Linked DNA regions of Homo sapiens: region 1 is linked to region 2. Evidence: read pairs that join two places in POLR2A ChIA-PET (ENCODE). Cell type or tissue: Panc1. All regions are shown on one strand. Each heading gives the region's core, and the rest is flanking DNA. Links, peaks and the distances in the headings are about the cores only. Region 1 overlaps EXOSC10 (exosome component 10). Region 2 overlaps MTOR (mechanistic target of rapamycin kinase).

The links. Peaks named below come from ENCODE experiments on the same cell type or tissue, not always from the same donor. Only the 100,000 strongest peaks of a DNase experiment are listed, where the experiment ranks them.
Region 1: POLR2A ChIA-PET joins it to region 2 with 5 read pairs; 5 of 35 experiments call an interaction of 5 or more read pairs at or near these places.

The regions. Positions count from the first base shown.
Region 1 is chr1:11,074,248-11,081,398 of GRCh38, reverse strand. EXOSC10 (exosome component 10) reads left to right here. Exons shown (of 25, transcript NM_001001998.3): 11 at 161-317; 12 at 487-635; 13 at 850-900; 14 at 1,577-1,688; 15 at 3,748-3,798; 16 at 3,956-4,034; 17 at 4,451-4,557; 18 at 7,073-7,151. Among named protein-coding and RNA genes, the nearest start is that of SRM, 18 kb to the right of the region's middle. In Panc1, for the core only: no CTCF peak of the experiment used is centred there; no DNase peak of the experiment used is centred there.
Region 2 is chr1:11,175,371-11,182,590 of GRCh38, reverse strand. All of the region lies in intron 28 of MTOR (mechanistic target of rapamycin kinase), which reads left to right. Among named protein-coding and RNA genes, the nearest start is that of ANGPTL7, 10 kb to the left of the region's middle. RefSeq lists an enhancer at 4,205-4,743. In Panc1, for the core only: no CTCF peak of the experiment used is centred there; no DNase peak of the experiment used is centred there; H3K27ac peaks cover 5,000 bases.

The DNA.
Region 1 (7,151 bases), core at 2,152-7,151, 100 kb after region 2:
CATGTTAAAATGCAGGAAATGTTGGCATAACTGCAGTATTGACTATGAAAGGATCTTTCATATTGGAAGGGTCTAAGGAAGTCCCAGCACCCAAGGAATAGACAAATTGAATTGCTGTCCTTGGGGGCAATCAGTAAAACATTGTCCTCTGCAATTCCAGCCCTCTGCCCGAGGAGATGCTCAGCTACGCCCGGGATGACACCCATTACCTGCTATATATCTATGACAAAATGAGGCTGGAGATGTGGGAGCGCGGCAACGGGCAGCCGGTGCAGCTGCAGGTGGTGTGGCAACGGAGCAGGGACATCTGCCTCAAGGTACACCTCAGCCGCAGTCACACAGACCGCGACACTTGGGCTCTGTGTCTGGCCAGGTTCTAGTTCTTAGGTTTGCTCCTTACATTCATGAAAAGAGCCAAACATTTTCCAGAGCCCAGGGCACAATTTTGATTCCCGTTGATTTTGAATGTTCTCTAATACTTTGTAGAAATTCATCAAACCTATCTTCACGGATGAGTCCTACCTTGAACTCTATAGGAAGCAGAAGAAGCACCTTAACACACAGCAGTTGACAGCCTTTCAGCTGCTGTTTGCCTGGAGGGATAAAACAGCTCGCAGGGAAGATGAAAGTTACGGGTAAGGGATTAGAGGTTCTTTTAATACTTGTTTCCAGACTGAGGAGATCTAATAACAAGTAAATAATGGGCTTTTTTCTTTTGCTATGAAAGCTGGTTATTTCCCCTATGTGACAGCATCTAATGGAACTTACTGGCTGAATGTAATGTGTCCCCACCGTGTGTGTGTGTGTGTGTGTGTGTGTGTGTGTGTGTGTGTGTTTTTTTTTTTCCAGATATGTACTGCCAAACCACATGATGCTGAAAATAGCTGAAGAACTGCCTAAGTGAGTTTCAAATCTGATTAATATGTTCTGACTTTCTCAGTAGATCTGATGTTCTTCAAAATCAAGCTTTTCTGGTTGCTATTACCCAAGGCTGCTTACTCAGAGATTAATGCTCCAAGCTTGGAAGGTAGCAAGTTGAAGGAATATAGAATTTCTGCCCTCAGGCTGCCATTTAAGCACTAAAACTTCTGAACTGGAATCATTTCAATGATTATGCCTTAGTTTGAGTTTATTTTAAGTCTCTGAGCCTTATAGCATCTACTTGCAAGGGAAGAAAATGTCCCAGATTCTGTCATCTGTACTTTCTTCCAAATTAAAGCAGCTCATGATCTTAAACGTTTTGTGATCTTGATTGAAGTATAAGCAAGAATGAAAATCCACAGCCCGTTGGTTGCCCCCTGCGGAATTGAGAATCCACAGTGCTATGGCACTTACTTTCAGCTCTCCCTGATTGTGGGAGTCAGGCTCCAAGAGGGATCCACTTAAAGCTTGGTGTCGCAAAGAACACATGGAGAAGTTGGCCTAGGCTGGCCTGACATCAGTGTTTCCTTAGTCACCTACCTGTAGCTTCAGCTTAGGTGGCAGCCTGGCTTTACCCAGTCATTATTCTTATCTGGAAGCCTTTAAGGGCTGCGTTTCTGAGTGACAAGTTGAGTGTGTTCTTACTTGTCTTCAGGGAACCTCAGGGCATCATAGCTTGCTGCAACCCAGTACCGCCCCTTGTGCGGCAGCAGATCAACGAAATGCACCTTTTAATCCAGCAGGCCCGAGAGATGCCCCTGCTCAAGGTAAGAAGCTTTTCTGCGGCTGGGCACAGTGGCTCACGCCTATAATCTCAGCACTTTGGGAGGCTGAGGTGGCTGGATCATTTCAGGTCAGGAGTTCGAGACCAGCCTGGCCAACATGGTGAAACCCCGTCTCTACTAAAAATACAAAAAATTAGCCAGGCGTGTGGTGCACGCCTGTAATCCCAGCTACTCCGGAGGCTGAGGCAGGAGAATTGCTTGAATCCGGGAGGCGGAGGTTGCAGTGAGCCGAGATCGCGCCACTGCACTCTAGCCTGGGAGGCAGAGCGAGACTCCGTCTCAAAAAAAAAAAAAAAGATTTTCTACTGAAGGGTCCCAACTTAGCAAGCCTGTTTTTTTTTTGTTTGTTTGTTTTTTGTTTTTTTTAGACGGAGTCTCGCTCTGTCTCCAGGCTGGAGTGCAGTGGCATGATCTCGGCTCACTGCAACCTCCGCCTCCTGGATTCAAGCAGTTCTCCTGACTCAACCTCCTGAGTCGCTGGGATTACAGGCATGCACCACCACGCCTGGCTAATTTTGTATTTTTAGTAGAGGCGGGGTTTCACCATGTTGGCCAGGCTGGTCTCGAACTCCTGACCTCAGGTGATCCACCACCTGGGCCTCCCAAAGTGCTGGGATTACAGGCGTGAGCCATCATGCCCAACTTTAGCAGGCCTGTTTTTTCTGCTAGTGTCTTATTCCTTGTGGCTTCCTAGATTCATGAGCTGGTCTGCATTCTAAACAACCCTAGGGAAATAATAGGGCTTAGGAAATCCAGTGTGTGTGTCTTGATGAATTTAGCTGCTTTTTTTTATGATAGTTGAGAGCTAAGACTCTTTATTTATGACCTTAGCTTTGATGATTCAGCAGCAAGTACTGTCTGGTAACTGGGCCAATTCACTGTTCTAAGGCAGTTAATGTGGTGGAGTGAGATGGAGCGGTGACCTCAGCAGAGGGAGCTAGTTTTGGGAGCCTGGCGATGGCCCAGATGTGAAGTGATAGCTCCCTGAATGAGTGAGGAATCACACACTGAGAAGGAAAGAACAGGTGTAGGAAGCATCAGAAGAAAAGATTGATGAGACTTCGTAGCAAATGCTGACAATGGCAGCCAGTTTTCTTTTGTTTTTTTTGTTGTTGTTGTTGTTTTGAAACAGGGTCAGCCGGGCGCGGTGGCTCACGCCTGTAATCCCAGCACTTTGGGAGGCCGAGGCGGGCGGATCACGAGGTCAGGAGATCGAGACCATCCCGGCTAAAACGGTGAAACCCCGTCTCTACTAAAAATACAAAAAATTAGCCAGGCGTAGTGGCGGGCGCCTGTAGTCCCAGCTACTTGGGAGGCTGAGGCAGGAGAATGGCGTGAACCCGGGAGGCGGAGCTTGCAGTGAGCCGAGATCCCGCCACTGCACTCCAGTCTGGGCGACAGAGCGAGACTCCGTCTCAAAAAAAAAAAGAAACAGGGTCTTGCTCTGACACCCAGGCTGGAGTGCAGTGGTGCAATCATGGCTCACTGTAGCCTCGCATCTGCTAGGCTCCCACCTTAGCCTCCTGAGCAGCTGGGACCACAGGCATACACCACCATACCCAGCTATGTTTTTTTTAATTTTTTGTAGAGATGGGTCTTGCTGTGTTTCCCAGACTGGTCTTGAACCCGTGGGCTCAAGCAGTCCTCCCACCTCAGCCTCCCAAAGTACTGGAATTACAGTTGTGAGCCACCTGCCAGCCCCACATTTGCAATTTTTGTGTTAAAAATGTCTTTGTAAGCTCTGTACTTTGTCCAAGTAAAGAGAGACCTTGATTACTAGAGAAGAGTCTTTTTCAAGCTCTTTGGAATCCTTCCTATTGTGCTTAGTCATGTTAAAGAGCTTTATTCTTTCATTCTACAAATAATTATTGAGCACCAAATAATTATCATGCCAGGCACTGTAAGGAGTGAAGAGAGGAAAGAAAATCTCTGGGCTTTTGAGAAACAGGCTGGTGAAGGAATACAGTCAGCGCTGGAGACTGGGGGTTGGACTTGAGGTGCTTGGGCAACTTTCCTCAATTCCCTTCGTTTTTTTCCTTAGTCTGAAGTTGCAGCCGGAGTGAAGAAGAGCGGACCGCTGCCCAGTGCTGAGGTAGAGTGTCGGATCTGTTTTCTCCCCCAGGAGGGAAAACGTCAAGTCACAGCCAGTGCAAGTACACCTCTGACAGAGGCCTGTGCTGACAGCTGGCAGAAAGCTACTGCCGGCTTGCACGTTTTACATGCCAGCCTGCTGGTGTCTTTTAATGCAGAGATTGGAGAATGTTCTCTTTGGACCTCACGACTGCTCCCATGCCCCTCCGGATGGCTATCCAATCATCCCAACCAGTGGTAAAGTCGAGAGCCCTCCTGACTGTCCCGAAGAGGTTGGGACACAGCTACCTTGTCTAAAATTCTGTAGGCTTGGCCGGGCGTGGTGGCTTATGCCTGTAATGCCAGCATATTGGAAGGCTGAGGCGGGTAGATCACCTGAGGTCAGGAGTTTGAGACCAGCCTGGCCAACATGGTGAAACCCCATCTCTACTAAAAATACAAAAATTAGCTGGCATGGTGGTGGGCACCTGTAATCTTAGCTACTTAGGAGGCAGAGGCAGGAGAATCACTTGAACCGAGGAGGCGGAGGTTGCAGTGAGCCGAGATTGTGCCATTGTACTCCAGCCTAGGGGACTACACTAAAACTCCATCTCAAAAAGAAAAAATAAACAAAATTCTGTAGGCTTTGACCTTACTATCTTCTGCTCCTCTAGGATCTGTGCCAGTTCAGAAGCAGGCGAGCCTCTTCCCTGATGAAAAAGAAGATAACTTGCTGGGTACCACATGCCTGATTGCCACAGCTGTCATCACGTTATTTAATGTGAGTAGCACAGAAACTTCACTGAGGTGATGAGGACCCCCTGGGATTTACTGGATTTATTCAGCAGGCTGTCTGCCTGGAGCATTGCATACACTCGGAGACTAATGCTGAGAGCAAAACCCAGCAGTGCTGGGAGAGGCATAGAGACCAATGAGCAAGGTGGCACTGACCACTCTGGAGGAGGTGGTCTGGGGACGTGGATGGGGGATTCTCTTGAGCTCTGTGTGAAGAAATCTTCCAGGAAAGGCTGACGTCCTGTTGTTGAACAGCACCTAGTGGGAGGAGGGCCTGCGCTAAGAGAACATACAAGCAGGGCTTTCCAGACAAGCTGCAGTGGTGGTGGAGGAAAAACGGTTCACCTGGATGCCCAGCAGGGGTGGCATGGGTGTACTGTCCGATGAACTGTAGAATGTGCGCTGCCCATAGCTTCCTGCCTGACCCCAGCACCACATATGTGTGCTTTCAGTGAAGAAGAGAAATGATTTTTTTTTTTTTTGAGACAATCTTGTTCTGCCACCAAGGCTGGAATGCAGTGGCACAATCATGGCTCACTGCAGCCTTGACTTCTGAGGCTCAAACGATCCTCCTGCCTCAGCCTCCTGAGTAGCTGGGATTACAGGCATGAGTCACTGTGCCCAGCTATTTCACTTTTTTTGTTTGTTTGGTTTGGTTTTTTGAGATGGAGTTTCGCTCTTGTTGCACAGGCTGGAGTGCAGTGGCATCATCTCGGCTCACTGCAACCTCCACCTCCCAGGTTCAAGCGATTCTCCTGCCTCAGCTTCCCTAGTAGCTGGGATTGCAGGCGCCCGCCACCATACTTAGCTAATATTTTATATTTTTAATAGAGATGGGGCCACTATGTTGGCCAGGCTGGTCTCGAATGCCTGACCTCAGGCGATCCACCCACCTAAGCCTCCCAAAGTGCTGGGATTACAGGCATGAGCCACCACACCCGGCATTTTTTTTTTTTTTTTTTTTTTTTTTTTTTGTGACAGGATCTCATCCTGTCACCCAGGTGGGAGTGCAGTGGCACCATCCTGGCTCACTGCAACCTCTGCCTCCTGGGCTCAAGCAATCCCTCTGCCCCAGCCTTCTCTCGAGTAGCTGGGACTACAGGTGTATGCCACCATGCCCAGCCAATTTTTGTATGTTTTGTAGAGGTGGGGTTTCACCATGTCGCCCAGGCTTCACTTTGGTTTTTAACTTAATTACATAAATCTAGATTGGGCCTTGCTTTAGCAATTAATGAGAAAATACTAGGCGCTTTAGCTGACCTCAGAGCTAATTTGAGTCATGAAGATGATTTAGCAGCTAAGCGTGTTAGCATGAGCTCTGGGCTGCTTTGATACGGAAGTGCTGTTTGGTGTAAAGGAGGCTGTGGTCTCCCTGCACTCTTGTGTTGCAAGGGCGCATAATTACAGATGAAGCAAAAGGATAGCACATATTTATGAACCCAGTTGGAAGCAGCATTTTGTTGCATAATTTCAATGATTCCCTATAAAGATATGTAATACTAAATTTCAGGCCTGGCGTGGTGGCTCACACCTGTAATCCCAGCACTTTTGGAGGGCAAGGCGGGCATATCACCTGAGGTCAGGAGTTTGAGACCAGCCTGGCCAACATGGTGAAACCCTGTCTTTAATTAGCCGGGCATTGTGGCGCACGCTTGTAATCCCAGCTACTCGTGAGGCTGAGGCAGGAGAATCACTTGAATCCAGGAGGCGGAGGTTGCAGTGAGCAGAGATGGCACCACTGCACTCCAACCTGGGCAACAGAGCAAGACTCCACTCAAAAAAATAATACATACATACATAAAATAAATTTCAGGCATCAATTAAGACCTCATGTTCTAGAGCCAGACCATGGTGGGTTTAGATCCTTGGTCTGCTTGTATTCACTGCAAGCCTCTGAAAGACTGTCACAACCTCTGTAGGCCTCAGTTTCCTCCTCTGTAAGATGGTGAGAGTAATACCACCTCATAGGCTATGAGGACATGCTGAGAATTCACTGATCCAGCACATTGATATTGAAATGCTACTGTGTGCTGTTGCAGACACAACACCTTATACATAAGAGAGTGTATGAAAAATTAGCCTTAGCCATTGGTATTAATATCACTGTTACTGGCCGGGTGCGTGCGGTGGCTCACACCTGTAATCCCAGCACTTTGGGAAGCCAAGGCGGGTGGACCACTTGAGGTCAGGAGTTCAAGACCAGCCTGGCCAATATGGTGAAACCTGGTCTCTGCTAAAAATACAAAAATTAGCTGGGCATGGTGGCACGTGCCTGTAATCCCAGCTACTCAGGAGGCTGAGGCAGGAGAATCGCTTGAACACAGGAGGTGGAGGTTGCAGTGAGCAGAGATCACACCACTGTACTCCAGCCTGGGCAAAAGAGCGAGACTCTGTCTCCAGAAAAAAAAAAAAAATCACTGTTAACTGTTGCTCTCTTGCTTGCATCTTGATGTCACAGATGATCATGGTCATTAGTGATCGTTTTTTGTCTGTCCCTGCAGGAACCTAGTGCTGAAGACAGTAAAAAGGGTCCATTGACAGTTGCACAGAAAAAAGCCCAGAACATCATGGAGTCCTTTG
Region 2 (7,220 bases), core at 1,144-6,143:
GGGTGGTAATTACAAAGATGTCTTCACTTTATGATAATTCATCAAACTGTACACTTAGGTGTTATATTCTCCTATATTTATGTATACTTGAATTAGGATGTTTGTGTAAAAATAGATAATGCACATAAAACACTTGAACTAGTATCTGACACATAGTCAACGTCTAGCAAATATCAAGTAGTAGTATTGTACCAAGTAGTAGTATTGTATTATTTAGTACACAATTGTTGTCTCGTCATAAAAGTATTTGCTGACTACTCTAGTCTAACATAAATCCCCATAAATCCCCATGTTTTTCTCTAAGCACTCTGTTCTCTTCATGGTATTTGCCACAAAAGCACTTATTTCAGTTTGTACTTTTTTTTTTTTTTTTAAGATGGAGTTTCGCTCTTATTGCCCAGGCTGGAGCGCAGTGGCGCAATCTCAGCTCACTGCAACCTCCGCCTCCCAGGTTCAAGCAATTCTCTTGCCTCAGCCTCCTGAGTAGCTGGGATTACAGTCATGCACTGCCATGCCTTGCTAATTTTGTATTTTTAGTAGAGAGGGGGTTTCTCCATGTCGGTCAGGCTGGTCTCGAACTCCTGACCTCAGGTGATCCGCCTGCCTTGGCCTCCCAAAGTGCTGGGATTACAGGTGTGAGCCACTGCACCTGGCCTCGGTTTGTACTTTTTTGTGTATCTACTTCTCTAACCTGTAAGCTCTGCGAAAGCAAAGAACATGTTTCTCTTATTTTCCACAGTACCTCTAGCATCTAGCACTTAGCATAAAGCCTAAGACAAAATGCATACTAAATTAGAACTTGTCAAATGAAATAATGAATTTCAAAGAGAAGGTTCTCTTCCCCCTAAATATCTATTATGGAGACTTACAGTCTCTCTCCATGGACGTTTCCAGTGTTTTACTGTGGTGAGGTCTTCGCTGTAGGGCATCACATTCTGTCCTGCATGGGGTCAGTTTTCCTTCTTCAGGTCTTAGTCATAGAATCAAAGAAAGTGAAAACTGGGAGAGTTGAGATCCTTTGTTTCAACCCTCTTTTTAATTTTTATTTTATTTGTTTATTTATTTTGAGATGGAGTCTGGCTCTGTCGCCCAGGCTTGAGTGTAGTGGTGGGGTCTCAGCTCAGTGCAACCTCCGCCTCCTGGATTCAAGCAGTTCTCTTGCCTCAGCCTCCCGAGTAGCTGGAATTACAGGTGCCCACCACTACATCCGGCTTTGACCCCATTTTTTAAATCAATAACTTGAGGTAGCTTCCTTATTGTATAATATATTGCATACATATTCCTAGACATCACCAGGCTGTGTCTCATCACTTTTTTTTTTACTTAGGAAGATGATCAGCAAGAGGACCACAGAGTATCTGAGATCAGGTTTTCTCCCTCTCCTGTTTATTCCAGAAGCCAGTGTAAATGACATGTCTGATTACTTCAACCTGCACTGGCCCTAGGGGCTGCATGCAACAGCTAATGTTGACAAAATGAAGAAAGTAACATGTCCCCATAAAAACTGCCTTATTTCGGGCGGGCAAGGTGGCTCATGCCTGTAATCCCAGCACTTTGGGAGGCCAAGACGGGCAGATTACAAAGTCAAGATATCAAGACCATCCTGGCCAATGTGGTGAAACCCCGTCTCTATTAAAAATACAAAAATTAGCTGGATGTGGTGGCACACTCCTGTAGTCCCAGCTACTTGGGAGGCTGAGGCCAGAGAATTGCTTGAACTCGGGAGGTAGAGGTTGCAGTGAGCCGAGATCGCACCGCTGCACTCCAGCCTGGCGACAGAGCAAGACTCCGTCAAAAAAAAAAAAAAAACCTGCCTTATTTCTGGGCAGCTGTAGTCCCCATATTTTATCCCCAGTAACCTAACAAAGCTCATCTGTCCCCAAAGGGAAATCAAATGTCCATTATATTGCAATTTCAGTAAATCACCCTTAGCTAGAGATAAGACCTTGTCAGGGGTTGCAGGACAAGATCACATGTCCACCCCACCAAGCTGTTCTCTGAACTACAGAGCTTCTCTTTGGGTTAGACATCTCCACCCTGACTTAGGCACCACAAACTGGAAAACAGGCCTGGTCATTCTTTAAGAATGTTAGAGGATTTGTGCCAGTTATGCCTGAGCAACCAATTAATGGCAAGGGTGACTGGGTTTTACAGTCTGCAGGCAAGGGGCTAAATGGGCAAACAAAACCCACTCTTTGTCTTAATTCTAAACACATGTTTCCAGGGTGCCAATATTGTGCTGCTTGAAAGTATGATTCCTGCTTTTACAGTTGTTTCCTGGCTTCCAGAAAAGATATGCGGTCCTTTTCTTTTTCTGTACCTCTGCTGGAAGAAAAAGCAGTCAGTCCACAGAGGTGAGGTTTTGCTCACAGCAAAACACATTCCAGGCTGGGTGCAGTGGCTCACTCCTATAATCCCAGCACTTTGGGAGGCCAAGACAGGAGGATTGCTTGAAGCCAGGAGTTCAAGACCAGCCTGGGTAACATAGCAAGACCTTGTCTCTGTAAAAAGTTTAGTGGGGCATGATGGCATGCGCTTGTGGTCTCAGCTACTCAGGAGGCCAAGGCAGGAGGATCACTTGAGTCCAGGAGTTTGAGGCTGCAGTGAGCTATGATTGCACCACTGCACTCCAGCGTGGGCAACAGAACAAGACACTATCTCAAAACAAACAAAAAACCACATTCCAAACTTCTATGTTCGTGCTGACTTCAGAAGGGCCAGTGTGCCTGTAAGAATCTGTGTCCTTTGTAGAAAAGCTCCATGCTGCAAAGAGTAGGAGAAAAGAGCAAAAGCAGAAGCAGTTTGTATCTTTGCTGTAGCCCCATTTTTTTTTTCAAATGCACTTTTAGATTCAGCCCAAGAGGCCACATCTCTCACCAGTTATCAGTAGAGCATGCATTTACTTCTAGCTGCTGTCAAGACTTCCCCCAGGGTCACTGTAACAGCTTGCTCTTGCAGAGCGTCTTATGAACCCCAGGGAAGGCTCTTCAGTGGAGAAACCTCGCCATCAGCGAGGAATTGTAAGAAGAGGAGAGTTCTGGGGTTTCTCCTAAAGCTGGCCAAAAGGACAGAGGGGCTATTGTTACAAAACAAGACCCTTCTAAGGGGAGAAACTTGCTGTATTTCAGTGGTATCCCTAAACTCTTCTACAAAAGCTAGCTTATCCTTCAGACTACCTGGAGATTTAATGGGACTGCTCTTATGCTGACTTAGAGAAACTGCTTCTGATTTTTATATAACACTGGGGGAGGGAAAGAAAGTGCTAGCAGTTACACTGTGTCCCAGTGCTCTGAAACCTTGAATTGTATGCTGCATCCCAATTTCAGAGATGTTAAGGTGTGAAAAAAATGTGTGTCTTAGAACTGATGAAATCTAGTAGGTGCTGGGCTCTGCCTCATGGCCACCTCTGACTGTTCATGCAGTGATGATATCAGTAGGGGCACCACTGGTCTCTCCAAACATTTCTGGACTTTTCACTGGCTGTGAATCCTGGTAATCCAGTTATAGAGTGCCACAGTTCTCTTCCATGAGGCATCCATTACCAAGAAGGTGGGCATGGTTTTTTCTTTTCCCTGAACCCAGAATGGGCATCATTATTCCTACACTGTGGCCCAACTCCTTAATAGAGTGGAAGACCAGCTCACATCTGCTTCTACAATTAAATGTGAAGAGTTACAAGCTGCCAGATCACTAGGTGCCAGCTTGTTTAAGTTTTGTTTCCCAACTTTATCCACATAATGGACTGAGTCAGAGTTCTTGGACATTCAGAAGCCAAGAAATCAGGACTTTACCCAAAATATCACCTCAGTTTTGAGTCAAGAGAGATGAACATTAGCTTTGGAGTCACTCTATCAGCCCACCCCTTTTGCTCCTTTTCCCCATCCTTTTCCTGACTGCTGCTTCTTTCTAGTAGTCTCTCTCAGAGCTCTTTGTTTCTCTCTGGATGTGAAGAAGCAGAAAGGGGGAGAAGAACCTGCAGGCATCACAAGAAAAGGAGCAGTGCTCATTGTTGTAGAATAAAAAGATAATGGCCAATTTGTCAAGAAGTGTTGACAAGTAAGATAAAGTTGGAAGTAATTAACTGGCTGACATGCTGGGAGCGGTGTGCCTGCCAATAGCTCCCTAAATCAGCCAGAGCCTTGGAAATGTGACAGCCATTCATCATTTTTACAACACGCCTCTGACAGGCTCCTCAGTTGCAAACCTGGCCAGCAAAAGTCGTGTGCTTTGACATTCTGGGGTTGTGCACCTCTCTCTGCCTTATTCTGGGTTGTGCTAAGGTACCTGGGCCCTATATCCAACCAGGAGATGCCTGGAGACGGTGAGTCAAATGGGCCAGCTTGCCAGCTCATCGCTGGGCAGTATTCCTCTCCGAGGCTGGGCACTAGGATTCCCAGAGCTGACTTTGTAAACTTCTGCAGGACAGTTCACTTAGCATAGAGAGTGCTGAATGGGAGCCATCAGCAGCACTCCTGGTGGCCTGGTATCTAACAAGTGCTGCTGCTAACCAGCCATGGGATCTATCAGTGGGAGGAAACGGGTATGCAGCCAGTAAAAGCAATTATGAAGACTGAATGGAGTGGAAAATACCTGTGTTAGTGAAAAGGCAGCATACAAAATTGTATCTATACTTTCATCACCAGTATGTATAAAATATGCATTTATGCAGAATATGCGCAGGTAAAAGTATCTTGGAAAGGTGATTATATTACAATCAACTTCCCTCCTCCATTTTTTTCTTTTTAAAAAGTGGTACTTCCACTCACCAATCTTGAAAAGATGAGTTTTTTTGCACACGCGCCCCCATTCCCCCACGCACTTCCTAATCTCAAAAACTGTTAACATTCTACCCTCTTTATTCTAAGGGCTCACACTTTCTCACATACAGATTTAGCGTGTCCTCTAGGCATTGTGACAGACAAACCATTTAAACTGTGACCAGACAGAAACAAGGATGAAGACATAGTAAGAATTCTTTTTATTTTTAGGCCACTCTGAGCCTGAGACATCAGGAATCTTTTGTTTTGTTTTTGGAGACAGAGTCTCACTCTGTCACCCAGTCTGGAGTGCAGTGGTGCGATTGTAGCCCACTGCAGCCTCACACTCGTGGGCTCAAGTGTTCCTCCCGCCTTAGTCTCCCAAATAGCTGGGACTGCAGACACAGATCACCTCACCCAGCTAATTTTTAAATTTTTTGTAGATTCGAAGTCTTGCTATGTTGCTCAGGCTGGTCTTGAATTCCTGTCCTCAAGCAGTCATCCTGTCTCGGCCTCCCAAGGTGGTGGGATTACAGGCATGAGCCACCGCGCCTAGCCAAAGAAACCTATTTTGACTGTCTAAAGCTGGCCACCTCTCTTGCACCAAACTTTTTTTTATCTTGGTGCCTTAGGTCCCCAAGAGCTCCAAGTACACCAAATGCCCCAGCTTTGAAACCTTGTAATGGGGCCAGCCTTCTCTTAATATATAAAGTTCTTTTTCCTAAGTTCCAGCCCTGCCAGACCCAGAGGTACTGTCTTCATCATCTGATTCTGGCTTTGTTTCCCTTCACTTCCCCTCCTGTCTGCATTCCGGCAGCCCTCCCAACCTTCTGCCCCGTCACTTTTCAGATGTTTTCATTTTGCTTCTGTCTGCCCTGCTGTCCTTTCTCTTCTACATTAGTCTGTTCATTCTTGAGTTCCCCAGACCATTCTCCTGTTCCCAGATTCCCAAGGTAGCTTCCTGATAAAGACATCAAGGCCTAGCCAACCCCAGATCTTCCTGGCCCTAGAAGGAATCAGACTATTTGGTTGTTAATCCTGCGTTGGGCACAGAGCTAAGCCTCAGTGCTGGGAGAAGTGACAGGAGAATCTCAAGCAGTTACCACTCCATGAGAGAAACTGCTTGATACAGTGGTTAGGACCCAAAGCAGTGTCCAGGGTGGCCTCAGTGTGGCTGGTCAGGCCACTTCAGTCAGACCTGCCACAGCCCCATCAGCTGTGATGCATGTGTCACCAGCCTGGCGCCAGGGGAATTCAGAGAATTCTCACTTGACAGGGAACCAAATGAAACTCAGACTGTGGTCTGCACTAGAAATAGACAGGAGAAAGAAGGTCCACAGCCATTTGGGAAGCCAGTGGGTGTGTTCTCATACATTCCTGATGGGAGCGCTGGGGAAGCCTGAGCGTTGCCCCAGCTGTGCCTGCAGATGCTCCTTGCTGCCTGAGGACTTTCCGACAGGCGCCGCCTTGTGTGGAAGAGGCTTGCATCACTTTGCTCTGAACCCCAGAGGTCACGCGGCACCAAGACTGAGGGATGAGGGCGATAACCAAGTGGGCCACTCAAGGAGGCACTGCCATGTCAAGTTACTGTGGACTCAGCATCTGTCCAGAAGCCTGTGGAGCCGTGACTGAGGGCACTTCCAGAGACAATGTTCTCCAGGTTTCTCTTCAGGTGGCAGGAAAGGCGTTTAGACTGCTTTGCTGTGGGTCAGCATTAAGTCCTTGAGCAGTTAATGACCCACTATTTCAGTCAATCTCATCCTCCTCCAATAAAAGGCAGTGAGGGGGCTGGGCACAGTGGCTCATGCCTGTAATCCCAGCACTTTGGGAGGCTGAGGCGGTTAGATCATTTGAGGTCAGGAGTTCAAGACCAGCCTGGCCAACATGGTGAAAACACATCTCTACTACTAAAAATAGAAAAATTAGCTGGGCAGTAGTGGCGCGCACCTGTAATCCCAGCTACTGGAGAGACTGAGGCATGAGAATCCTTGAGCCTGGGAGGCAGAGGTTGCGGTGAGCCGAGATTGCGCCACTGCACTCCAGTCTGGGTGACAGAGTGAGACCCTGTCTCAAAAAAAAAAAAAAAACCTGCTAGGGAGAGCCTGAGAGGAAAGGGCTATGGGGAGGCAGCAGGCGCCACTGCCCACGTGAGCTGCTCTACCGTCACTCCTGACAGGGCCTTTGCCGGGGGAAGTGTCTGCACAGCTGAACCACCCGCTGCTCAGCTCGCATGCTTGCCCTGCCTTGGGAACAAGGTTTCTGGATAGTGGGGATAAGATGTTCAGCGTAATGGTGTGATGTTTGCTATAGGAAGGCAGCAAGGCAATTTCTTAGTATTAGTTCTGCTCAGCTCTAGAAAATGTTTTCCTTGATTGCCAAGAACTTTCCCAGCTCAATTCAAAACTCGAATTTGATGAAAGGAGGCTCTGCAATTCAGCCTCCTTTAATCAGAATTCAATCTTG